Linked DNA regions of Mus musculus: region 1 is linked to region 2. The links are chromatin loops, found by intact Hi-C in ENCODE. Cell type or tissue: left cerebral cortex. All regions are shown on one strand. Each heading gives the region's core, and the rest is flanking DNA. Links, peaks and the distances in the headings are about the cores only.

Region 1 (16,596 bases), core at 5,330-13,329, 95 kb after region 2:
CCCAAACGTCAGACCTGCAGCCTCTCTTCTGCACATTATACATCTCCGCTCAATGGTACCACTCAACCAAAACCACAGAAATGTCTTTGACTGCTCTGGGGACCACCTTTGTCCGTTGGTCCAGTTTTGATCTTCAGATTTTCAGAACAGAGTGTCTTTTCCTTGCTTCTTAAGCTCCCGGGGTTGTTGCTGGCATCCTTTAGCAAGTGGCTACATCTGTTCTCATTTCCACCCTGCTTAGGTCTCTGCATGTGTAACTGCTCTCTGCCCAGGTCTTAAAGGAACACTCATCCTTGAATTCAGGGTCCATTCAGACAAGCACTCATTACAAGAGCTTTTTATATCATTACATCTACAGATATTCATTTTGCTATAATGCAGTCACCAGTTCTGGGGACTTTGATGAGAACTCCCTTTGACCTGTCCCACCAGTCAGTGATCGGTCAACTACGATTGGAACCCTCTAAGGAAGGCAAGCTTGCTATCCTAACAACTGGCTACATCCACATTCAAACAGGTTTGATTGAAATCCTTACTTGAGAGGAAATGAACTAATTCTACCCCACGGGAACCTCCTGGCCTTTAGAACATCTACGTGTTAGTAAATCAGTGCTCAGTTTCCACATCCTTTGCCCCAATCACAGTGAGTAAAACAAAATCAGAAAGATGATGAGATAGTTTCATCTTTTTTATGGTCTTTCGTATAACTCAAGCTCTCCTCAGACTCTCAATGTTCCTATCCTGGTCTTGCAGGTGTTGGGATTACAGGCACACATACACTGTTCCCATTAAACTTAGGTGTGTGTGTGTGTGTGTGTGTGTGTGTATTTTCCCCCTATGCACACACACATGCACACACACACACACCTGTGAAAGTCAGAGTTCAACTTTCAGGAGTGGGCTCTTTCTTTCCGCCATATATCTCTTAAAGCTGGAACTCGGGTTGTCCATTTTGGTGGCAGGCACCTTTAAATGTTGGGGCATCTTGCTGTACACACAGTCTTTGTCTGTTATTGTTGTTGTTGTTTTAAATTAGTTTGATGTTAGGGAAAGAGCACCAACCTTGGACACGCTGGTGGCTGCCCCTAGGATCCCATGCCTCAGTTTCCATAACACCAGGGAGCAGCTGAGTCACTGTTTCATGAGATGTTTTGAGTCACACATCCCAGAGGTTGGCAAATGTCTCTGGAATCTTTAAGACTCTGGGAAGTCTTGAGTGAAGAAACTGTGTTCACACAGTATTTTGCAAACTTAGTAGAAAACAAAACAAAAGAAAAACTCAGAGTTCTTTTATCAGCTACCATCTTCCTTTAGCACCAGGCAAGACTTCCTCAGCACGGTGGGAAATGCCAACCTGAGAGACTCCCAGAGGCCTTTTCCAGCTTTCCCAGTCAGATTCTATAGTTCACAGTCTCTCTCCCCCCTCCCCAACACCATAGCTCAGCATCTTACAGAGGACATTAGAATGGGCTGAGCCACAGCCTCCTCAGGTGGCTGAGGCCTCTCCAATACCTTCTTGCTTCTGAAATCCCGCAGAGAAGAAAGGGAGAAAGGAACGTCTCCCTCCTGGTCCTCCTGTCCCCAGCCCACTAGCCCACCTTAGACTCAGTGATGCCTGCCTAGCACCACCACCCTCTGCACCCCCCCCCCGAGTGCAACACACACAACTGTCTAGGGCTCCCTGGACACATTATAAGGCTACAGTGAAGGACCTCACCTACATTCTGCTTTTGTTGTTGTTGTTGTTGTTGTTCTGTGAACAAAAAACTATGTATAACTATCAGAAGCTGGACCTTATGAAATGGGATGGGGAAGAACAGGAAAGGCAGTGGGAGTGAGGAGAGAGAAGAGAAGGACTTATGCTGAGGGAGAGAGCCTGGGTGACTCAGGCATACCGGCTAGCTGGGGTTGGGGGCTTGATATGGGAGCTGGGAAGCAGAGTGATCCTAAAAACTCATCAGGTCGTCCCCTCTGGCCCCATGTACACAGCACTAAGTGAGATTACATCTGAAACACCTGGGCTCTTAACCTCTGCTCTGTTTATCCTCAGAGCAATTCTGGAGCACCCATGTAATCTCTGCCAAAGCAAGTTCACTTTGCTTCAAACTACGGCTGTGGCTTTGTCTGTTGAGTGCCTGTCTATCGGGCACTGTGTTAGCAGCCCCCACGCGCCTATCGTTTAATTCTTACCACCTCTAACGTTTTATAGAATGTGGCTGCCAGTGACATAGAACATGGCACACTATTTCGCCCAAGGCCCATGCCATAGCTTTCATTGTTAGTTTTCACCTCTGCATCTGGTGGTGTGGGAGCTCTCCCTAGTTCAGCTGACCTGGATCTGAGGAACGAGAAGGATGAATCCACCCTCCATTGCTCCGAAGAGACATGATCATCTATCCTCTGGTACAGGTGGTAGCCTTCCAGCTCCTGGGGTGGGGAATGTTTGCTTTCTGTTAATGAAAAGAAATAAATGTGATAATAAATAAATGCCCCACCCAGTGCAGTAATCGCTGGCCCGAACAATAAGGTTCTGTGTTTGCTCTTGCCTGTGTTATATTCTTTGGCTGAAGGCGCTCGCTGTTCAGGAGCCCCTTGAAACATCAGTGGGGGCTGGGCCCCCAGGCACATGTAGAGGAAGACAATCCAGCCATTCTGTCTATCTGCTTCCAGGAGTCCCAGCCAAAGTGAGGAAATGAGGAAAATGTACAAGGACCCTGTACTTGGAAATAGTGTCCTTCACTTGGTGTCAAGACTGCTGCAGCCCTGCCTCTGCCACTCTAGGTGACGGGAAGTAAGCCTGTCCCCACCCCACCACTGGCCTTCAATTCTTACAAGTGTCTAATAGTGTTGAGGGGTTGCTGTAATGAGCACCTGGGGTCCTTCTAGCTCTGACCCTGCTCTTCCTGGACATGCCCATTCTCCCAGTGCCCCCTGGGCAATGGAAGATTCAGAGGTCCAAGAACCCAACTTTTTTGAGAGTCTACTGGGTGCCTTTTCCAGCCTCCAATTTCCTGTTTCCTGCACCTCCCCTAGATGTCCTATGGATGGAATTTCCCCATTTTTCGTCATTTTTAGAAACTGTCTCCCATTTGAGTTCCCAGACATTGTGAGAAGCAGGGAGCAGAGTGCAGTACTGTGAATATCCATCGGTCATGCCAAGTTCTTCCCAGGCTGCTTTGCATGTCCTCCCCACAGCTACAGAGATCCTTTGGGTATTATGTTGGGTTATAAATGAATGGAGGATGATAATTTCAACAAATATATGTGTGCATAACTCTCGTACTGGATCAAGGATCCTTGATTACATGCTATTTATTTGTTTGTTTATTTTGTGTGTGTGGGTTGGTATACACTCAAATAGATGTCAAGGGACAACCTGTGGAAGCCGGTTCTCTCCCACCCACTTGGTAGGAATTGAGCTTAGGTCATCAGGTTTGGTGCTAAGTATATTTAGTTGCTGAGCCATTTTGCCACTCTGGTCTAAGGACTTGATATTACTATCACCACACAGTCCCAGGGAGGAGAGTGAGTTGTGGAGAGGTCCTGGAACTGCCAGACTCACTTTGCTGTAAGGTAGTACACCAGCATTCTAACACTCAGCTCTTTGATCTAAATCACTAGCCGTAAGAATCATTAGCTTCTTTGGCAGACATGGAACCAGCACCCCTACACACAACACACACACACACCCCACTAGTACATATATACTACACACACAAACACATCAGACACACATACCCCACACTTGTACAGACACACCACACACACAAACACATCACACATAGACACACACATACATACAACACACATACAAACACACACAAACACATCACACACATAGACACACACCCCACACTTGAATAGACAAACCACACACATACAAACACATCACACACATACACACAAACACACCACACACATACACACACATCACAGACACACACATCACACACAGATACTGACACACACAAACTTTGCAAGTGAGTGGGTTGGGTGTACAACAGTGGAACAACCATCAAGTTATACAGCAGGCAACTGGCAGAGCAGAAAGTGCACCCCAGGCTGAGCCCACTAGCCTGAGGCTGTCTCTAAAAACATCACAGCTATGCCAAAAGCAGGGCCCATGGAGCCCGGTCCTTCCCTCCTTCCACCTTTGCTTCATTCTTTCCAGGGCTCTCCCCTCCTCTTTCAAGAGCTCATGTGTCCCTAACAGGAAATCACATTGGTGGAGATAGCACAGTCTTGTTCCCCAGGCTCTTGGTGGGTCCCATGAGGCGGTGACCCACAGCAGCTGGCCCATACCACTTCAGGGACTCAGGCACTGCTCACTCCTGGGGTGGCACACTTGAGCTGGCTGGCTGAGTCTAAGGAGGTCGCACCTGGAATCTGAAGCTGCCCCAGACAGGTGGACAGGCCAGTGAACGTGGACTCAGAAGCCCCTTTCCTCTCATCTGTGCTCCAGGCTCTTGCCCTTGTGTCTGTCCTGCCGTGAGGGTGATTGATTGGCTTGAAGATGGATGCTTCAGTGTCGGACCGTGGCCCATTATATGTGTCCCTTGGTCCATGAAAGATACTTCTCAGAATTGTTTAGAAGATGTAGACTTCCTGCAGACTCCTATTGTGTCTTCTTCATATGCTGGACATGGAGGGTTCCTGACTGCTTCAGCCTGCCCCCCACCTCTGTGGGATAGTTTTGGGGTACGTTTACTGAAGCATAAACCATACATAAGGTACTTGAGTCCCCTGCGTAGTGACATGTTTCACACCTTACCCAGTCAAGAGGCAGATGGACCCTCGCCAGCATCCCTCAGGCTCCTCCATTTTGACCTCACCCTGATTCCACAAGGCCAACCACATTCTTCCTTCTGACATCTAGATCACAGATCCACTTTGCCTTTAGAACAGAATTTATGGGATGGAGTAATATATAGTATATTGTGTCTGGAATATTTTGCTCAATGTTCTATTTGTTAATTAGCTACAGATCTATGTATAGGATAAAACATATGCATACATAATATGCATGCGTAGAGGAATGTATAGAAATATTTTCCTCCCCTTTTAGCTGAAATATTTTAAAGCAAACTCATAACAAGCAGGGACCAGGAGTGAGGCTCAGTGCTTAACGTGCACGAGACTCCATTCAATCCCTCATCACAGAAACCCCCAAGTCTTACGCCTGTCACCTCATGTTCTTCAGTATATCTCTCCAAATAATATTTATATAAGACAGTTAATGTTATCAACTCGTCTGATGAAACAGTAATTCTGAGCAGCATCTAATCTCCAGTCTGTGCTGACATTTTCTCAGTTGGAACGGAGATTCAGGCCTTACTGTCACAATTTAGCAGCTCTCCTGCCTTCCCTCCCCCTCCTCTCCCCTCCCTTCCCTCCCCCTTCCCCTCCCCTCCCCCTCCTCCTGAGTTGGCCACTTCCTGAGAAGGCTGCTAGCATTGCCTTCCTTTTTTGTCCAAACCTTCTGGGCTAGTATTCCATGGCAGAGTCCCAAGGCTAGCAGGGAACTCATCAGCCTTCCAAGGGACAGCTGACTTAGACGCCCATTTGGTTTTTTAATGACACTTTCAGAGTCTACAGTGCCACCTCAGACCCCGTTTAAACACTTGCCCCAAACTTCTGATGGTTTTCAGGATAACACTCATTCTAGCCTAACCTTGCCAACAAAATTATTCCAAACAAGCCTGGCTGTTCTAGAAGATTCCTGGAGACACCTCAGGACCTCCATTCTCCACCCATTCCAGACTATACATGTGAGACCACTCTTCTGGTATCCATCTGTCAATCCATCAGTTCGTTCTCACCCCTGGACCCAGGCTTCCCTGGAATGCTGTCTGTCTTATAACTTCCCCAACTTATCTGTATCCTATCTGATTGCCGAGACCAAGTTCACAGCCACACAGGTGGCTCCAACCTTCTGCAGTAACCAGAGAACACCCTGTGGTGTTGCTTTAGCTGGCTTCTTCTTAAAGCTGAGACTGTTTCTCAGCCATGTGCCAAATTCTCCAAAGAATGAGACTATCTTACCTATCTGTTCTTCTAGAAATGTCTGACAAGCACTAGGTGCTCTCAGTGAGTCTCCCATTGAGTACTCCCAGTGGGTGCTCTTTGTGTGTTGGCAGTGAAGCATCCAGGGCCCTTTTAGTCGCAAGTGGTACCCCCCTCAAAATGATTTGAGCAGAAAAGGGAGAGTCTTGTCAAAGAGCTTACGAGTTCAGGGACACACTGGCAGGTGATCAAGTCCTGTTAACAGAGCACTCTACCCCTCAGCGCTGCCTCCTTCTGAGTTGGCTTTACCCCTAGTAGCCTCTCCCAGAGAAGTAGAAGAAAAAAAAAAGAGTGCTAATTTTAGAGGGAGTTTAGCCAAAGTCTCAGGTCTAACTGTCACACAGATCTTGGGTCTTAAGTCATCCCTGTAGCTCTCACTCAGTAACTGCAGCCTGGGGCATTCTGTCAGCCAGACCTGCAACCTGTGCACATGTGTTCACGCTACAGCCGAAGGATCAGCCATGGCACACAAGGCAGAGAGCTGGAAGTTTCCTAAAAGAAGATCAACGGAGTCACCACAGGAAGGAGAGGGATGGTGGGCCAGGCAAATGTCTTGTTTGAGCCTGTTTGGGCTCAAGACAGCTGAATGGAGTCCTGGCATCGGCTATGGAGGCTCTGAGTGTTTCTCTGAGTGACTCTTGCCTTCCCACGAAGTGACCTTGAATCTGTGGCTTGCTTTACCTGAACCTCAGCTATATTTATTTATTTAACATGTTTGTGCATATGTGTGTGGGTGCCACAGTTCACATGTGTGGAGGTCAGAGGACAACCTGCCGAAGTTGCCTCTCCTACCACGTGGGTCCCTGAGATCAAACTCAGGGTGTCAGGCTGGGTGGCAAGAAAAGATCTTTACCTGCTGAGCCATCTGCATGCCCCCTGGACCTCAATTTCTGTATCTAGAAAATGGGTTGATGGTTAGTTTTTGCCAACCTGATACAAATGAGAGTCACCTGTGAGAAGGGACAGAGGGGTTACCTCCATCAGACCGGCCTGTGGGGTCTGTGGGCATTTCCTTGACTAACGATTTGGCAGAGCTGGAAAGCTGAGAGGCAAGCACATCCTTTCTCTATAATCCTTGAATGGATCTGAGGCTAGGAGAAGGGGTGGGGAAGCTGGTCTTTTCCTGCTTGGGACCCGACAAACATTCCTACCAGGGGTGACTCCTGTTCTGACTCAGTGATATTTCAGAACGATAGCACCGCATCTGTCACCATCTCTGGAATGTATCGAGCTTTAGCACACACACACACACACACACACACACACACACACACACGGCAGGAAGGTTCTCTGTCCTGAATGCGGAGCAGGGTCTATGGGTCTATGGTAGGGATGGGGGGTGAGGGCAGAAGGGCATTATTTGTTCACAATTTCCAAAATTTTAATTTGTAGTCACATACTACCTTACAATGGCAACACTTTCTAGGAGAGGTGTTACTAGGCACCTTTGTCACTGTGTGAACATTGCAGAGTATTCTGACCCCAAAGTCAGATGGTCGTGATGTCCTCAGGAAATTGTTGACCAAAGCATTGTTACTGGGTGTAGGACTCTCTCTATATGTGGGTTGAGGCTACCAACAGCTTAGTTATTAGTTTGATTTTATTGAGGGTAATGCAACTCAGCAGAGTGTATAAAATTCCGCAACCAGAAGGGTTGTTTTGTGCACACAGGTACCTCTACTGTCCACCAGATGAACATTTTACTTACTATTTCATGAGGATGGGAGTTTTGCCTCATTTCTGTGTGCTCACCACATGTGTGCAGTGCCCCAGAGGAGGAGAGAGCGGAAGAGGATGTTGGATCCTGTGGCGCTGGAGTTACAGAGAGCTGTGAGGTGCCCTTGGGCTGGAGAGGTGTCTCATGGTTAAGAGCACTGGCTACTTTTCCAGAAGACCCAGCTCGGTCCTCAGAACCCATACGATAGAACATTCATTTCATTTAAATATAACTTGTCTCCCCCGCTCCCGCTTCAAGGCAGGGTTTCCCTGTGTAGCCCTGGCTTGAACTCACTTTGTAGACCAGGCTAGTCTCCAGCTCACAGAGATCCACCTGCCAGAGCCTCCTGAGTGCTGGGATTAAACGTATGTGTCACCATGCCTGGATTTTATTGTTGTTGCTGCTGTTGTTGTTGTTGTTGTTGTTGTTGTTGTTGAGAGGTTCTCTTGTAGCCCAGGCTAGACTTCAATTCACTATGAGGCTGAGGATGACCTTCAACTCCTGATTGTCCTGCCTTCACCTCCTAAGGGCGGAGACTATAGGTGTGTACCACGGTGCTTGCACTGTAGATTTATTTCCAGTGTATGTTGGGGATGCGTAAGTGTTAGACCTCAGAGCGCATGTGCTGCAAGTGCCCTTTGGGTCCTGGAGCAGATGCTGTAAGCCCATGGGGGTGGAGGGAAGCTGTCTTGTTCACTCAAAACCCCACTCCCATACCCTGTGGGCCCCTTAGGAGGAGAAGCAGTTCCCAGCCTTTCCTGGACCCTCACACCTGACAGATACAAACACACTCCTCAGAATTAGTGGCTCTGAATAGCCCCCTAACAACTCTGTTTCCAGCTGTTGCCAGACATTAGATATACTAAATTCCCCGTTTCTCCAACCCTCTCTCAAAGGACCCTCCCCAAAGAGGTCACCACAAAGACCTTGTCCTTTGAACCATTTGAGCTGAAATCTGCTTGCTGGTGGCTCCTTGACAAATTTATAGGTACTCAGAAAACACAAACACTTCTGCATTAAACAGGTTGTCCTGTTGTTGCTTTGTTTGGCCTGGTGTGTGTGTGTGTGTGTGTGTGTGTGTGTGTGTGTGTGGCGGGGGGCAGGGTGCAACTCTGCACAAATTAAAGAGTTATCTGAGAAGAGCATCCTCTTTTGAGAAAATGTCTCTATCAGATTGCCTGGAGGCAAGTCTCGAATGCATTCTTTCGACTTAAGATTGATGTGGGTAGGCCCAGCTCACTGGTGGGCCACACCACCAGGCCTGGGGGTGGTGCGTGAGTGTGTCCTGGACCATGTAGGAAAGCAGACTGAGTAAGTCACAGGGAATGAGCTAGTAACAGCTCTCCTCCGCGGCCTCTGCTTCTGCTCCTGCTTCCAGGTTCCTGCTCTCCTTGAGTTCCTGCCCTCACTTCCTGTGATGTGAAGAGCAAGCCAGATAAACCCTTTCTTCCCCAAGCTGCTTTTGGTCACGGTGTTTCATCACAGCAGTAAGAACCCTAACCAAGACTCGGGCTTCGAATATAAATGCTTTCAGGAACCAGAACATATCATCTAATGCGTTGTTTACTATAAAGTTATGACTGCAGATCCCTCCTAGCAGTGTGGGAGGTAGGGTTATCACTAAGGAGTAGAATCTGTAGACTGTCAAGGTTGGAAGAACACTGGGTTTAAGGGCACGGGAGATGGCTTTGCGTTCAGCTGCAGACGTCCACAGGTTGGACCGTACTGAGGAGGTTGCGCTGTCGTTGTATTCTTTGGCTTTGCATGGGCAATCCTGACTCTGGTCCACAGCTGACCTTGCTCTTCCTGGGGATGTTGTGAGACAAGCGAAGTTGCATATATTGAAAGGTCTTCAGGAAACGCACCTTCCTCTGATGGGTGGGTCACTGAGGGGGACAATCATTCTAAGATCCAAGACGTCTCTCAAGGGCAACCTGGGCTGCATGGGATAACAAGGAAACTGGAATGAGTGAAACGGGAGGGTCCAGACACTCAGAGAGGCGATGAAGAGTCAGCCCAGACTACCTTTTTATTTCCCCACAGCGGCATCTCTCTTCCTTTCCCTCACTCAGAAGAGAAAAAAGGGGCACTTTTAAATGTCAGTTAAAGCCACGAACAAATGAAGTCTGTGCTTAGAAAGCCAGAGAGACATTCCGGTAGGAGGCAGGTAATGCGGTGGAGGCGGGTAGGCAGACTCAGTCAGAGGCGGTTTTACTTTCAACTCGTTATTAAACACTGACCAGTTCCCCAGGACAAGTTACTTGGTCTTGCTTTCTTGAACTGACACCTGGAAATGAGAGACACCTCAAATGTTTGTTGTGTGGATTACAAGGGACAGTATGTTTTCGTTTTGATTTGAGACATTGGGGCTTAATCCCTGTTCTGAGCATCTTACTCCAGCCCCTTCTTAACCGCGTGCCCCCAGGTATGTCTTCCCACGTAGGCGCCGCTGAACTGGGTTTAGATAGGTCAAACTTCAAGCATCCACTGAATCAAGGGAGACCAGTGTCCCGGCAGCTCTGCCTCTGGTGCCACGGGACTGAAAGGTGGCCTAGGCTGTGGAACCTAGGTCTCCTCTCCAGGCAGGCACGGGAAGCCAGCTCACGTTCCGGAGCAGGGCCAGGCAGGGATCAAAGCGCTCTCAGGCGGGCCGGGGCGCACCAAAGGGAGGCCGGCGACTTGCATCAGCACAGATTCCGTGATGCTCTGCAGACGTCTGGGGGCTGCTGGCTTTACGGGAAGCCACAAGAAAGGAAAGGACGGGGGAAGCGGGTCCGGGCGGGGGCGGGCGAGGGCGCGAGGTTGCGCTGGCCCGAAGGCGCGCTCCCGGCGGCGCCTGCTAGTTGCTGGGCGCGCCCGGGATGGCGGAGGCCTTGGAGGAAGCTCCTGCTCCCCTTCTCCCCCGCCCCCGCCCCGCGTTACTGGAAGGACTGTGTGGGAGAGACCCAGAAGCTCACGATTATTGAATGCGGGCTGGGGGAGGGCCGGACAGCCCGTGCGGCTCGAAGGAAAACCAAAAGTGCGTCTGTTCGTGCTGCTGTGACACGGGGTTCCTCGGGGAGGTCCCTGCGTACCCCGGCCGCCCCCCCCCCAGTTGCTCACCCCCAACCCTCCAAGATTTATTTCACTAGGGCGGCCGAGGACCCGCAGAACACAGGGCGAGGCGAGTGGGAAAGTGTCACGATTTTTTTTTTTCTATGCCCTGCCCCCGTCCCCACCTCTAGTTTTCTGGGTTTTGCTGCTGCTGGGGAAGGGTTGATCCGTTTTGCGTCAAAGGGCTGCATTTACTCAGTCCTGCTGAGAGAGGCGCGTAAACACCCAAGCAGGCCAGGACGCAGGGATGGGAAGGGGGGAGGGCCAGGCACCCAAGGCTGGTGCGTGCGTGTACGCCTGCACCACACCCCGTTCTCGAGCCTGCAGAGCTGCACATTCTGCTGGGAGGGCAGCTGCAAAAATGCGAGGAGTCTGGCCACTCAGCTTACCACGCGCACAAGTCCTTGGGGATGGAGCTCAGGACAGAATGTGTTTTATAATTGTAAACAATGACCCCTAGTACTGTTTGGGATTACCGTATCTTGAGGCCCTTGGGGCAGCCAGATGCCGCCAGTCGTCCCGGAAACGCAGGCGCTTTATATGGAGCCCCGGGAAAGCTTCGAGTTCCCGGCTCTTATTTTTCTTTCCTAGTAACGCCCCCACTTCACAGATAAGGAAACTGAGGACCTGAGATGTGATATGGGAGATGCATAGCACTTCAACGTCCTCAGTGGAATCCCAACAACCTTACTTCCCATTCACTCCTCAAAAGCTTAAGGATACAGATGCACTGCATAAGGATGGCTAAAAAAGGCGTTTTTTCACCCTTGTAATCCCGGCACTCGGGAGGTGGAGGCTTATCTTTGACATATAGAGAGTTTTAAGACAGCCTGTGCTGAGACCCTGCCTCAAAAGAAAGAGAGTTCTTCAACTCCTGGTACAGCGCTTATCTGTACTCATTGTACCTTCTCTGGGGATGATAGGCTATCCGAAGCAGAAGAAAGCTTTAGGTCGTCCTGCTCCAAACCTTTCATTAGATAGAGGAGGAAACTGAGACTCTAGACTCGCCCAAGATCTCACAGCTCGTAAATAGCAGAGCCAGGCGTTCATACTCCAAGGCCTGCGCTCTTTACCCTGAGTGCCACCCCACCCATCAAGGCGGGAAGAGCCAGGAGTCCGGCCACGCGCGCCCTGAACTTTGCTCCAAAACAGTTCAAGGCAACTTGGGGCACACCTCTCGGGCCCCAGTTATTTATTTATTTATTTATTTATTTATGTATTTTAAAAAACAACCCGATTTGCTTTTAAGACCTGGTTACTACTATTACATGCGTCATAACTGTGTAGCACAGAGGACTCCCGAATGTCTCACTGGCTAATTTCATCTTCAATACTACTTCTAAGCAAGTTAATTGGAAGGCCAAAATAAAATAAATTAAAAAAAGAAAAAAGAAAAAGAAAAAAAAAAAAACAAGCGCGCGCGCGCGCACACACACACACACACACACACACACACAACACACACACACACAAAAAGGGGAAGCAGTGGGCAGCCAGGCTCCGAGTGAAAAATGGGCAGGCCAGCCCCGCCTGGCGACGCCGCGCCGCACCCCGCCAAGACCCGGCCGCAGGGTGGCGCGGGTGCCCGGTGCGCCCAGGACGCCCGCTGTACCGGGCGGCGCCGCTGAGGGTGCGGACGACTGCGCACGGCCGCGCCCTCCCCGCGAGCAGCTCTGCGCGCCGGGCTCTCTGCCTCGCGGTGGCGCCGCACTGAGCCGCCCGTCTCGTCTTCAGGGCTGCGATTTTTTTTTTTTTTTTTTTTTTTTCCTTTTCTAAAACCCGGAGCCCAGGCCGGCGCGGCCGCTTTCGGGGCCCCGCCCCGCGCCCCTTCCTTTTGGTTGGGGATGGAGGGGAGGAGGTAGGGAGGCCAGGGCGCAGGCGGGAGCAGGCGAGGGAATCCCTCTCCCTCCACGTCACCCGAAGGCGAGGAAACCCGCATTCGCGTCCTCTAACGCAAATGACCATCTTTGGCAACGTGCGCCAATGGAACAGACCAAGGGCGCTGCGCCCCAGGGGGGGTGGAGGAGTTCGGCGAGAACGCGGGCGGCCTCGGCGCCCCCGTAGTGCGAGGGCCGCGCTCTCCCACCCTCCCCGCCTCCCGCCTTCCTCGCGCGGGGTCTGTGGCTGGCGTCAGCGCGACCGCGAGCGAGGCCGGGAGGGGAGCGCCCCGCCCGCCTTCTCCCCTCCCCTCCCGCGCCTCTTCCTCCTCCTCCTTGTCCCAGGCCTCCTCCCCCGCCGCCTCGAGCGCTCCTCCCAGCAAGGTGGAGTCTAAGGTTGACGTGAGTGGATCCACATGGTGCGGGGCTGGAGAATAAAGAGTGTGGAGTTGAACTCGTGCCATTGTAGTGACTCATCTCGGGCAGAGCGCAGGGGCTCGAAGCGAGACAGTGAGCGGCGCTCGGCAGGGACAGAGAGAGAGAAAGAGAGCGAGCGCAAGAAAGAGGGGGAGAGAGGGGAGGGCGAAGCGAGGCGAGAAGCGCGAGGCTTGGCAGGTCCTGGAGCCAGCACGGGGTGCAGGTCACTGCGACGCGGAGCCACGTCCCTCTCAGCACCGCTCAGCCTAGAATCCCACGGGCGCTGTCCCACCGGCGCGATCGGGGCCGCTGGACCGGCGCTCACCGCCTTGTCCTAAGTCAAGTGTCCGAGTCGCCGGGAAACTCAGGCGGCGAGTTGGCCACAGGAAGTTTATTCTCGGGCTCCTTTTCTAAAAGGAGGAAACAGAAGTTTCTCCCAACCGGCAGCTTTTCTTTTTCGCCTTTTTGGCGCCCTGAGAGATCGGGGAGGGAGTCCCCCAGAGCTGCCAAGCGACACCCGCGGGGCTCCTAGTCTTTTTGCGTTGCCCATTTTTCTCCAGCCCGTGGGTCCCGGCAGAGCTCCGGCTGCGCGCGGGGGCGGAAGGGCGCGCGCAGGGGAGGGACCGAGGGACGCGCCGACTTTTTAGAGGGAGGGACTCGGTGGACAACCGGTTCCGCGGAGCTTGCAGAGCAGAAACGAAGTGCGGTGCGCGGCGATCGGGGGGGTCACTTCCCGAGTGTCGCTGCCTCCTGTCTGCCTTGGTTAGGGGACATCCCGGGAGCGAAAAGCCCAGCCCGTGGCCGGGCCGGTGGACCAGCGAGCGCGCAGCAGACTGTGCGCGGCCGCGGCGAGGGCGGGGAAGAAAACCACCCTGTTTCCTCTCCGGCCCCCACCGCGGATCATGTACCAGGATTATCCCGGGAACTTTGACACCTCGTCCCGGGGCAGCAGCGGCTCTCCTGCGCACGCCGAGTCCTACTCCAGCGGTGGCGGCGGCCAGCAGGTACGTGCGGGCCGGGGTGCACCTGGCGGCGCGGGCAGACTCCTACCCTCTTCTTGCTCCCACTGCCTCCACCCCCAACCTCCTTCTTTTCCCTTTCCTAGCCAGGCTAGAAAAATACTTCACCGCTGTAAGTTGTGGGTTTCTTTTCTTTTCTTTTTCTTTTTTTTTTTCCTGTTCCGCCCTACCCACTCTCCACTTTTCTTTTTCTTTTTCTTTTCTTTTCTTTTCTTTTTTTTTAAGCAAGTGGAGAGTGGGCTTGAAGAGCCAACGACACCCTCTCCCCCTTTTCGTACTTAATTTTCCAGAAAAGCTCTTGAAATTACAGGTCCCCTCCGGGAAGCCTGTTGCCTCCTTCCGAGCCGCTCTCCCTCCCTTTTCACGTTCCTCTTTCTAGGTAGTGGATAGGCAAGAAAATTTTTGCGCCCCCTAAGCCCCTCCCAGCCGTCAAGGACCCTACGGGGGGGGGCGGGGGGGAAGGCTTTTTAACCCTTTCTTCTTCTGTTATTCTTCGGTCTTAGCTGTTTTCTGAAAGGGATTGGGGACTCAAAAACAAAGCTGGGCTCCTTCAAGTGTTTGGGAGTGAGGGCGAGGGTTGCCCCTGGGAATTAGGTGCGAAGGTCAGGAAGGAAGAAGCTGGCTTTGATTGGCTCTTGACACCTCCTGTGACACCCCCCCTCCAGCTTCCGGTAAGGGTTGGGCAGGAGCCTGTACTTCCCCCCCCCCCCAGCAGAACTTTGAGGGGCTTGGGGGTACCTGGGGCAAAGAAGCTGTCAGAGAGAAGTGGGAGAAAGAGACACATCGCTTGAGCTCCTGAGTGGATTTAGAAGTAGAAAAACATCTCTTTCTAAAGCAGCCAGACTGGTTTGCACTGAAGGATTGTGCCTGTAATCTGTGTCTTTGTAGGTACCAGACAGGTATTGGTGGGGCGGTAGGGGTGGTAGGGTACCTGGCCTGTGTCGCAGGAACCACAAACACCATCTTGTGAGGGAATTGCATGAACTCAAAAGGTCCTCTGCCACCTGAAGCCCACCTTGGCAAGCATCTGGGAGTTCCTAGCCAAGCTGGCTGCAGCCAGAGTTACTCCATAAGCCAATAGCCATGGCCTTGACTTTGACCTTTAGAAGTCAACCAGATAGGAGGTCAGGGGTCTTCCAGGGAAGGGTGGAGTGAGCTGGGAAATATAATAAAAATATGGCTTTCTTTGTAATCTGACAAGAGGGGCACCTCTCTCAAAGTAATGTTCCATATCTGGGGAGTCCTTCTAAATGACTTTTCTGTGTCTAGCTCCTCCCAAGCCCCATACCTACTAAGCACCCACTGTAGACAGCCTGGTCTGAGCATTGAGGGTCCAGTCAGTGGACCCTTTCTTACTACTGAACACCCAAATCATACCTGAGAAGTAGTCGCTTATGTTTGCATCCCAGTACATTTGGTGTTTTGGGTTGAACCCAAACATCACTCATCAATGGGTTTAGAGTCCTTTATACCTGTTGTCCCCTACTTTCCAATCCAATAACCCCACCCCATGTACCTCTCCTTTCCAACCAACATAGAAGCTTTGCGTTTCTGTTTCTTCCACTAATGAGACCAAGACAGTGAGCACTGACAGTACAATCTCCCTGCCTGGCTTTGCTCAGACTCTGGGGCCTGGATGGGAAGTCAGACCGGACATCAGTGCCCCAACTGAATAATCTGTGTCACTAGGGCTTTGAGCCCAGGATGTGAGCGGAGGCAATTCCCTGTTTTGGAAGCAAATCAGACAGGAAACCGATGCTCGGATGAAGGAAGAGAGCTCCGTCCAGCAGTGTGTAATAGGGCCTCATTACCCAAGCAAAAAGCAGCTGTTGGCTAATTCCTAGCATGCTGTAACACAGGAGGATTTTGCAATTAGCAGCAACCAGTGCATGCGATTCTCAGGTATAGCTGCCTATTCTGCTCAGCCTTATGAGCAAGAAGTCTTTCAAACCAGAGGGATTGGCAAGGTAATGCCACTTAAGCCAACTCTCAGCCTTGTCGGGGCGGTGGGTAGGAGACGAGGAACAGGGGGAAGGCTTCCCCCTCCCTGATCTGGCTGTCTATAAAACTGTTCTGTGGTCCCAGTGATAGGCCTCTGTTTTTGTTACTTCCCAAGTCTGTGCTGCTACCCCACCCCAATCTGGGCTCAAGGTAACTTTATTACATGCCAGATAAAGTCTGTAATCAGCTCTGCTCCCAGCCCTCTACATGGGGAAGCTTTCCTGGCAGTTAGTGACTGGGCCTTCCTCCTTTATGACTGCACGGTGGACCAATCCAATCAGTGGAACTTGTGAGAAGTTCCTGGTTTTCCTTGTGCAAGTGCATACTATTTTCCCCCTGTTCTCCTTGTTTGTGGGGTCCTGTATCCCCATAAATTTGCTGTCTGGCACTCCCCCCCCGACCCCCCCCC
Region 2 (8,000 bases), core at 1-8,000:
GCTAAGGGAGCCTCCGTCATGTGAGAAGTACAAGATAATTCAAGATGGTGCTTGTATAGCAATCAGGAAGGAGCTCTTCCTTCTGCCTGAGGAAGCAGGAGGCTGTGAGAGAGGTGGGAGGTGAGAGGCAAGGGCAGGCCCAACCGTATCTGGCTGCTTGTAGACCAAGGGGAGTCAGTCCAATGTCCTTGCCATAGGAAGTCACCTCTCTCAGGGAGCTCTGCTCACAGACTTCTAAGATGCCACGGGACTGCTTTGCTCTGGCTGCTGAGAAGATAGGGGCTAGCCGAGCCTATAGATAAGGCGTCCTGGTGGAGGAGCTGTTCTTACCCAGTTCCCTTGACTGGCACATCTGCTCCACCCAGCTTTGAATGGCCCCAGCCCTTGGAACAGCATGGAGAGCTGTACAGATGATAGAAAAAGCATTCATTTCACCATCAGAATACTGGGTTAGGTTCTCAACCCCACCACATAGCCTTGAGATCCTGTATTTGCATCTGTGAAATGGAATTGTCCCTATGCATGCCTACCTTCTATGGTAGGACCTAAATGAGGATTAAAAGCAAATTAGAGTCTATCCATGCTTTAGCAATGCAAGGTGTGAGCTACTTCTGTGTTTGCCACACCCTTACCTCCTCCCTAGCTACACCAGGTCAAGTCAGGTCACCTCCCTTCTGGATTATTTTGCTGGCCAGCTCCTGTGCCCAGATATCACATCCAACCAATGAAGACATGGCTTTTATCCCATGGCCTCTCAAGGGAACATTCTCCTGTGACCAGCAGGCTTTCTCTCCTACTCAGCAAGAACCTGTGTGCTGACCCTCCTCTCTGTCACTCCTTGGCCTCATCTTTCTTGTACCATTTCTGAAAACCCTTCTTCTGCTTAGCTGTCCTGTCTGAGTATCCACCTGCTCTGAAGAACACACACTTACATTTTGCCGTTTCATTATCCTGTGAACTTGTCTCATTATTTCAGCTTCTTTGCCCCCTGAGGTCCAAGACTACACTGAATGATATCCTAACGTATCGTTAGACACAGAGCCTCCCACAGTGGTCGGCCCTGAGCCGAAGCTCCATAGCCTCTGGGTGTTGGGAGCCCCTTGAACTTGGACAGACAGGGCCCCTTTCCTCTTCCTCCTCATACCCTGAGAGGTACATGGTACACCCATTTTGCAACGAGAAAAGAGCTGACGGGGCTACGTGTCATCTACCTTGTGGGAATGAAAGGGTAACTAGGGTCTCTGCATCCTGAAAGGGATCCAAAGTAGAGATGTGATCATGAGGTGGCCCCTGGAACATAGTACACAGGCCCTCCTAGGACTTGAGGCTAAGGCTGATTAGTAAAGTCCTCACTAGGCCCAACAGGAAGCAGTACTAGGCCCAACATGATGGCAGGGGGCAGCCCCTCAAAAGGATGAGGAACAGGATTCAGGTGATCCAGCTGACCTATTTAATATAAATCAAGGAGTCAGGAAGGACTGGAGTGACTCAGCCTCTGCCTGGCTGGAGCCGTCAATGGGCTTTGTAGCCTATTTCCTGGGGACGTTTTCAGCTAAATCAATGATTTCATCATTCTATCCCTAAGCACCCTCAGCAGCTAGTTGCGACTGTTCACGTGACTGTCTGGGTGAGGCCAAGAGGTCTGACCTCTGACAGGAGAAGCTGGGACAGTGGTGGCAAGTGTTAGGCTTGGTGGTAGTAGGAAGTTTGTTCCTTTCCAGTCTCCCCAAGTAAGCCAGAGTGTGAGTGAGTGGCACTTTGGTATCTGAGCAGCTTTGCCTCACTCGTGAAGAGAGGAGCTCCATGGAGACAGCCGCTTCCTGCCCCTGGTTGAATTCATTGTACAGGCTGGGGTAGGAAGACAGCGAGTTGGCAATGGAAGTCTCACCAGGCAATCTGAAGACCAGAGGTCAGGCCTGAGCGTCAGAAAGTAGCCAAGTGGACAGGTAGAGTGCCAAGGCTTAGTGTATGTCTCTAGGATCCAAAGATGAACATTTAATGCATACAAACTTATTGGCGCAGCTATGCCTTTTATCAAAAAAGTCATACATTTACAGTCCAGAATTGTTAAGAAAATAGAATTATCAAGAGATGTCTTTCCATAGTCAATATGTTCTCCTTACTAAGAGAAACGTCTTTAGCCTAAAATATTAAAATTCTAGCTCTCATATGCTGGTAGGAATAGCTTTACTTATTTGACTGACTGACTGATTGATTGATTAGCAGGATTTCTAGTCCAGGGTGGCCTCAAACTCATTAGGTAGCCTAGGACGACCTTGGACTTTTGATCTTACAACCACACCCAAGTTTATGCAGTGCTGGGCATGGAACCCTGGGTCTTATAAATGCTAGGCAAACCTTCTGAAAAACTGAAAAACATCTCAAGCCCAGGGATAGCTTCCAGTGAATTCCTTCCCCACAAGCTCTATTTACAATCCTGAACATCTCAAGCATTGGGTACATTATGTTTTTTTTTTTTTCCTAAAAAAAAAAAAATGTTCCCTGAAACCTTCTTCCCTTCTCCTTTCCCCAGTTCACCAAATTCTTATCTGAAGCTTGAGGGAGAAGAAAATGGGGGCTAATATGACAACAAGATTTGTACCTTCACAAGTAAATATCACAACTGAGCTGGGTAACTACTTGTGGAAGCTTGTTAGGTCACAGTGACTCACTTGCGTAGATGAGGTTATTTTTAGAGCTGTAATTTGTACTGTTTAGAAAAGAAGAAAGAGATGGTAAAAGGCTAGATAGCTCATTATAGTTTACAGAGCTCATGAACCCAGCATCCATGCAAAAGATGACTAAGCAAGGGGTCGGGTGGTACTTTCTCTCAGAATTTCACAGACGTGAGTCATCCACTTCAGCCTGCAGACACAGCATCAGGTACCTGTGACTCAGCTCCCATTTAGACAGAGCACTAGAATTCAATTCTGATACGCTTTTGTAGCTAAGTAGTGAGGAAATTACATAGCAAAGCAAAATAGGCCTTTGTACCAGGCAGCCATCCAATGTTTAAGCAAGGACTGATTGATCTTCGTCTCTGGTCTTTCAAAGAATCTGTTTATGATCCATGCTAGGTGATGTCTTTTCATTCTGCTGCGTCACACTGCAGTGCATCTCACCACACTGGCTCTTCTGACCCAAGTATTCAGTCTCACAGCTTCTCCACTCCCATGTCCAGCCAGCACGTCCTAAAACCAGGAGTGTGTGTGTGTGTATGTGTGTGTGTGTGTGTGTGTGTGTGTGTGTGTGTGTGTGTGTAAATCTTTAGCCTACAATATTAGCATATTAGTTCTCATGAGCTGCAAAAAAACAAAACAAAACAAAACTTCCAAAGGCTTTCCATTCCACGTTTACCTATGGTCAGAGTTATAAGAATATAATAATATTTTCTTCAAGTGTTTTTCTTTCTTTTTAAAAAATAAGTTCCCTTGTGCCCCAGGCTGCCTTTAAACTTACTCTATAACCAAACTTGAAGTCCTGATCCTTTTGTCTTTCCCTCTGAGTTCTGGTATGATCAGCACATGCCACTACCCCTGGCTTTAAAATGTTTTTTTCATGCTTAAAAAATTATACAACTACTCATGCACATAAGATTTCTCTGTAGATGAGCAGCCTGGTCAGTGCAAGTGTACATTCATCCAACAGGCTTTCTCTCTCTTCTCAGATGCTGAGCTCTGCTAGCCCAATTGTCATCAAGGCATAGCCTCACACACTTAGCTCCTGTTGTCACTTAATTACACAGTTTATTTAGAGTTAAGTCCTTAGAGTGTAACCTGTCTGTTTATATGTACAGAAAGTGGTCCCTTTCAGTTTGCAGACCTATTATTGGATTGTTTATAGCCAACAATAAATGTAACTATACTTATCAATGAAACATCAACAATGATTGCAAAAAGTAAGTACTTCAGAAAGAGACAGGATGTTTTCTCCCCTTTGCCTGCCTGTCCCAAGCCACTTGCAGCCATTTCTGACACTTGGCAGCTGCCTCTTTTACCATCTGTCGTCTTTGCTCCAAACCTGCTGTGTCAGTAGTACTGTTACCAGGAACAGCAGAACATGCACAGGCTAATGTCCTATTGTCACGGAAAGCCCTATGTATATTTAAGTCAACTCAGCAAACATTGAAATGTATGCTGTGAACCTAACCCTGGAGTAGGCCTGGAGGTGCAGAAGAGGTGAGGTGCACACATTTGTCCAGGGGTGGGAGAGTCAGACATGTAAATGTACAGATGCACATGTAGACTGCTGGAACACAGGAGTGCCAAACCTCTGGAGATCTTAGAGAACGGCTCTGCCTGAACTTGCCCTTACATGTAGATGAGATTTATAGGTAAGGGGGCAAGGACGCTCCAAAGAGAACAGCAGAGTGTACTCAGGAACTGATTAGTATACCCTCATGGTGGAGATAATTCATAAAGTTGACTTTTGGGATGCGTGAGTAAAGAATGGCAGATGACAGAAGAGAAATCTGAACCGTGTACGTCACTTGTTCAAAATATGTCGTCTTACTGATGCAAAGGCCTGGAGGGATGTTAAAGATGGATGTGGCATTATCTTAGACTCCCAAGGATGATGGCAGAGAGGAGGAGAATGCAAGTGGGAAGAGGCCGGGGGTAGAAAAACCACTTTGGTAACTAGTTCAGGCAAGAGAAATGTGAGGTTCTAAAACTGTGGGAGTCAGGAGAGGAAAGGACAGAGTCTAGAAATACATCAGAAGCAAATTGGGACTTGGTGAGCACTCAGATTTGGGGGGGGGGAGGAAGAGGGAGGACTTGTAGAGTGCTTTGTAATTCTGAGCCTGGCTAGCTAAGGAAAGACTGGAAACTGAAGAAGAGGACCAGAAGTCAAAGAATGAGAATGAGTTTAGATATATTGAGTCTGTGGTGTTTGTGTGATAAGCCAGTGCAGATGTTCGGTGACTATCACAAAATAGATGTAACAAAAGCTTTGTGACCACATACTGATGGCGGTTGAAGCCCTGGCACTAGTGGCCAACAGCTGGTGAAGGGCAAGAGAAGACTGCTGCTGAAAAACACTAAGTGGCCGGCCGAGGGGAAGGTGAGCCAGTAAAGGGCATCTGGAGGGAGGGGACAGGATGGGGAAGGCCAAGGAAAAGTATCATTGTGGTAATGGTTGTAGGGGCTTATGGGTAGGGTAAGAACCACGAATACATTCAGATAGACAGAAGTCACGCATGAGCAGGTTCTCAAATTTGTTGCCAGTCCTCTTTTGGGAGTTTAGAGAAGGAAGGAAGGAAGAGGGAATAGGTGGTAGCTGGTAGAGCTGATGCCAGGAGGGCAGCTTGGAGAACGGGATGGTCTCCAAACAAGCATTGTTCAGCATAGAGTGTAGCCCCTCCTAAGAAGACCATGGAGGAGTGACATGTGGCTAGTGCCACCTCCAGCCCTGCCTCTGAAACCACTAAGGAGAGTATGCTTTTCCTTCTCTGCTACAGTCCATGGAGAGGGCCACTTGAGAGGCATAGAATAGAGTTGCCCCTTGGACCTGAGATTTTGTCAGACCAGCTAGGACAGGTCACAAGCCCCACCATCTACATCTTATCTTCTAAGTAAAAGAGACACATTAGAAGTCACAGGAACTCTAGCTAGTCCCAGGGGCAGCAGCCTGTGTTAGCAGTCCTCTGGCTGTTGTGATTGATTGCCTCTGACTCCTCAATGGCCAGCCCAGGCAACTTACTTTTTAACTTTCCCTTGAGTTCTCCTGCCCTTAGTCTGGAGTTTGACAGCCATGCACACTGGACTTTTCAAATAAACCACAAACTCACCTTTTCATTTCTAAACATGCTTTTAATAATGTTCTCAAATGAACCTATTCTCACATGAACCACAATTGTGTGTGGCTTTTATTTTGTTTTGTATTCATGTTTTTTGGTTGGTTGGTTGGTTGCTTTTTTTTGAGACAGTTTCATGAGGCATAGGCTGGCCTAGAACTGTCTGAGTAACCCAGGCTAGCCTTAAACTTCCAGTCCTTCAGCCTACACCTCCCAAGTGCTGGAATGATAGGCCCACACCAACACCACCACACTTGGCTAAAAGTTTGTTTTAAATAGTTGAAGTCCCAAGGGTCATTTTGTGCTAGTTTAAAAGCCCACAGTCAAGAATGTTCTTGGTCACATTCATAGAGTTTCATGCCAACAGCTCTCTCATTTTGTACAAGTCTTAAACTATCCTTTCACCAAATTCACACAGACATTTAGATGCTGGGGGTGGGAAGTGCACTTACTGAAAGCATCCTGCAGACCAGTGCTTCTCAACCTGTAGGCTGTGACCCCTTTGGGGATCAAATAACCCTTTCACAAGGGTCTCCTAAGACTGTCAGAAAATACAGATATTTACATTACCATTCATAGCAGTAGCAAAATTAGTTATGAAGTAGCAACAAAAATCATTTTATGGTCAGGGTCACCGTGCCTGGACTGTATTAAAGGGTCGCAGTAGTAGGCCAAGGGTTCAGACACCTCCTAACCATGCCAGTGCCTGCTCCTGTACTGCTTTGCAGATTTCTGTTTGATTTTTCTGTGAACTGAGCTTGCGGAATGACTTAGCAAACCAAACAAAGAACCAAGCCTGTTTCAGCATGAGCCAATTAATAATAAATCTAAAATGAAACATTTGGCCTCTGGCAGCAGAGATCTTCCTCACAGTGTGTGTTGGTGAGGGGTCAGAGGCAAAGCAGGCAAGGGTGCCACATTGCTGTATAAGCATTAGCAGGCACACTGAGAAGGCCTTAGCTGTTAAGTCTATCACAGAGTCTGTTTGAGATGTGACCAGGTTTATTTCAAGGTCCTTTAAAACTTGAGTTTCTTCTTTATTTCTAATCTAACTCTCTTCATTAATCCTTAAAGACTCATAGGCTTCGGTTTCTGAATTCAGAACTCTTTAGTGTTCCAAGCAGAAGTTTAGCCCAAAGCTAGATTATAGAATAGGTTATATGATAGCAGGAGACACATCAGGCCTCTCATAGCTGCCCTTAGCAGCATACAGGAATATCACAGAGACTGTAGCTAGGACCATGAGCTAGAACAAGGAGTAGAGTAGTCATTAAGCTGACATCTGTATATAGGTCAGATAGAAAACCATCTCCTAGGACCTGAGGAAGCTTATTTATTGATCTATTCCATATGAACATTGATTAGTATGTTGTTTGGAACTGCCTTAATTGGTAGATGTGTGGGCAGCCTTGCCAATTGCTCTGGCAAAAACCTGTAAGTATGTCCAAAAGTATGTCCAGCTGTCTTATGTAGGCCAATACTGGTTTTTGAATGAATGTATATTCATATTTCTCTTGATCCAAGGTAGAAGTCAGTATGACGAAAGTGTCTTTGAAGGCAATCCTCACCACGATGGAAATAGAAGAATGAAGGGAGTCGAAAATGACCAAGTTTATGCTTGGCAGAGTTGTAAACTGAGTCTGATGTTTAGTGAACTTAGAGCAGGTAGGAAGAGCTCTTTTCCCCATAAATGCCAGAACACTCTCATGGTGTTAGAACTATTAGATTTCAAATCTGAAGGCTTGAGTTCAATGCTAGTTCTTCCTGATTGAAATAAGGTACTATCTGTTCCTGAGTTAGTATTCTCTGAGTAGGATTGTGTACCAGGCCAGAAAGCTATCTTTAAGCATAGTGCTTGTATCCAGGCCTCTGGAAATTAGCAGGCTGGAGTATAAGTGTGAAGTCAGAGAAGATGTAAACTTTTTGAAGTTATCAGATGGTCTTCATCGATGGATGGACTTCCTGGAGGAAGAACTACTGGGCCTCACAGGGCTAGCAAGTCCCTCAACTAAGCTTTGAGATTGAGACTGGTGAGAAGATGGAGGGGTGAGGGCAGTTAAAATGTGGCAAAGAAGTAGAAGGTCAGCTGTGCTGTGGAGACCCTGGAGAACAGAATGAGCAACAGTGTTGAGTGCATTAACACTCTATAGATAGGGCAATAAAGTATTTTTCCTATCAAAAGAAGAAAACAAGGGCATTGAAACAT

Evidence for each region. Peaks named below come from ENCODE experiments on the same cell type or tissue, not always from the same donor. Only the 100,000 strongest peaks of a DNase experiment are listed, where the experiment ranks them.
Region 1: a loop joins it to region 2, with 8 times the contacts of the local background. A loop is called at or near these places in 6 of 42 quality-filtered maps.

Annotation. Positions count from the first base shown.
Region 1 is chr5:32,122,635-32,139,230 of GRCm38, forward strand. It overlaps Fosl2 (fos-like antigen 2), which reads left to right and starts at 13,838. Exons shown (of 4, transcript NM_008037.4): 1 at 13,838-14,171. The coding sequence starts at 14,070. Gm36665 (a long non-coding RNA gene) reads left to right here. Exons shown (of 3, transcript XR_376848.3): 3 at 359-759. In left cerebral cortex, for the core only: CTCF peaks have their summits at 12,456 and 12,665; DNase peaks (open chromatin) are centred at 7,109, 10,016, 10,505, 10,738 and 4 more places; H3K4me3 peaks cover 3,308 bases; H3K27ac peaks cover 3,383 bases.
Region 2 is chr5:32,033,101-32,041,100 of GRCm38, forward strand. All of the region lies in intron 10 of Babam2 (BRISC and BRCA1 A complex member 2), which reads left to right. Among named protein-coding and RNA genes, the nearest start is that of Gm52770, 38 kb to the left of the region's middle. In left cerebral cortex, for the core only: no CTCF peak of the experiment used is centred there; DNase peaks (open chromatin) are centred at 1,781, 2,872, 3,997 and 4,636; H3K27ac peaks cover 3,070 bases.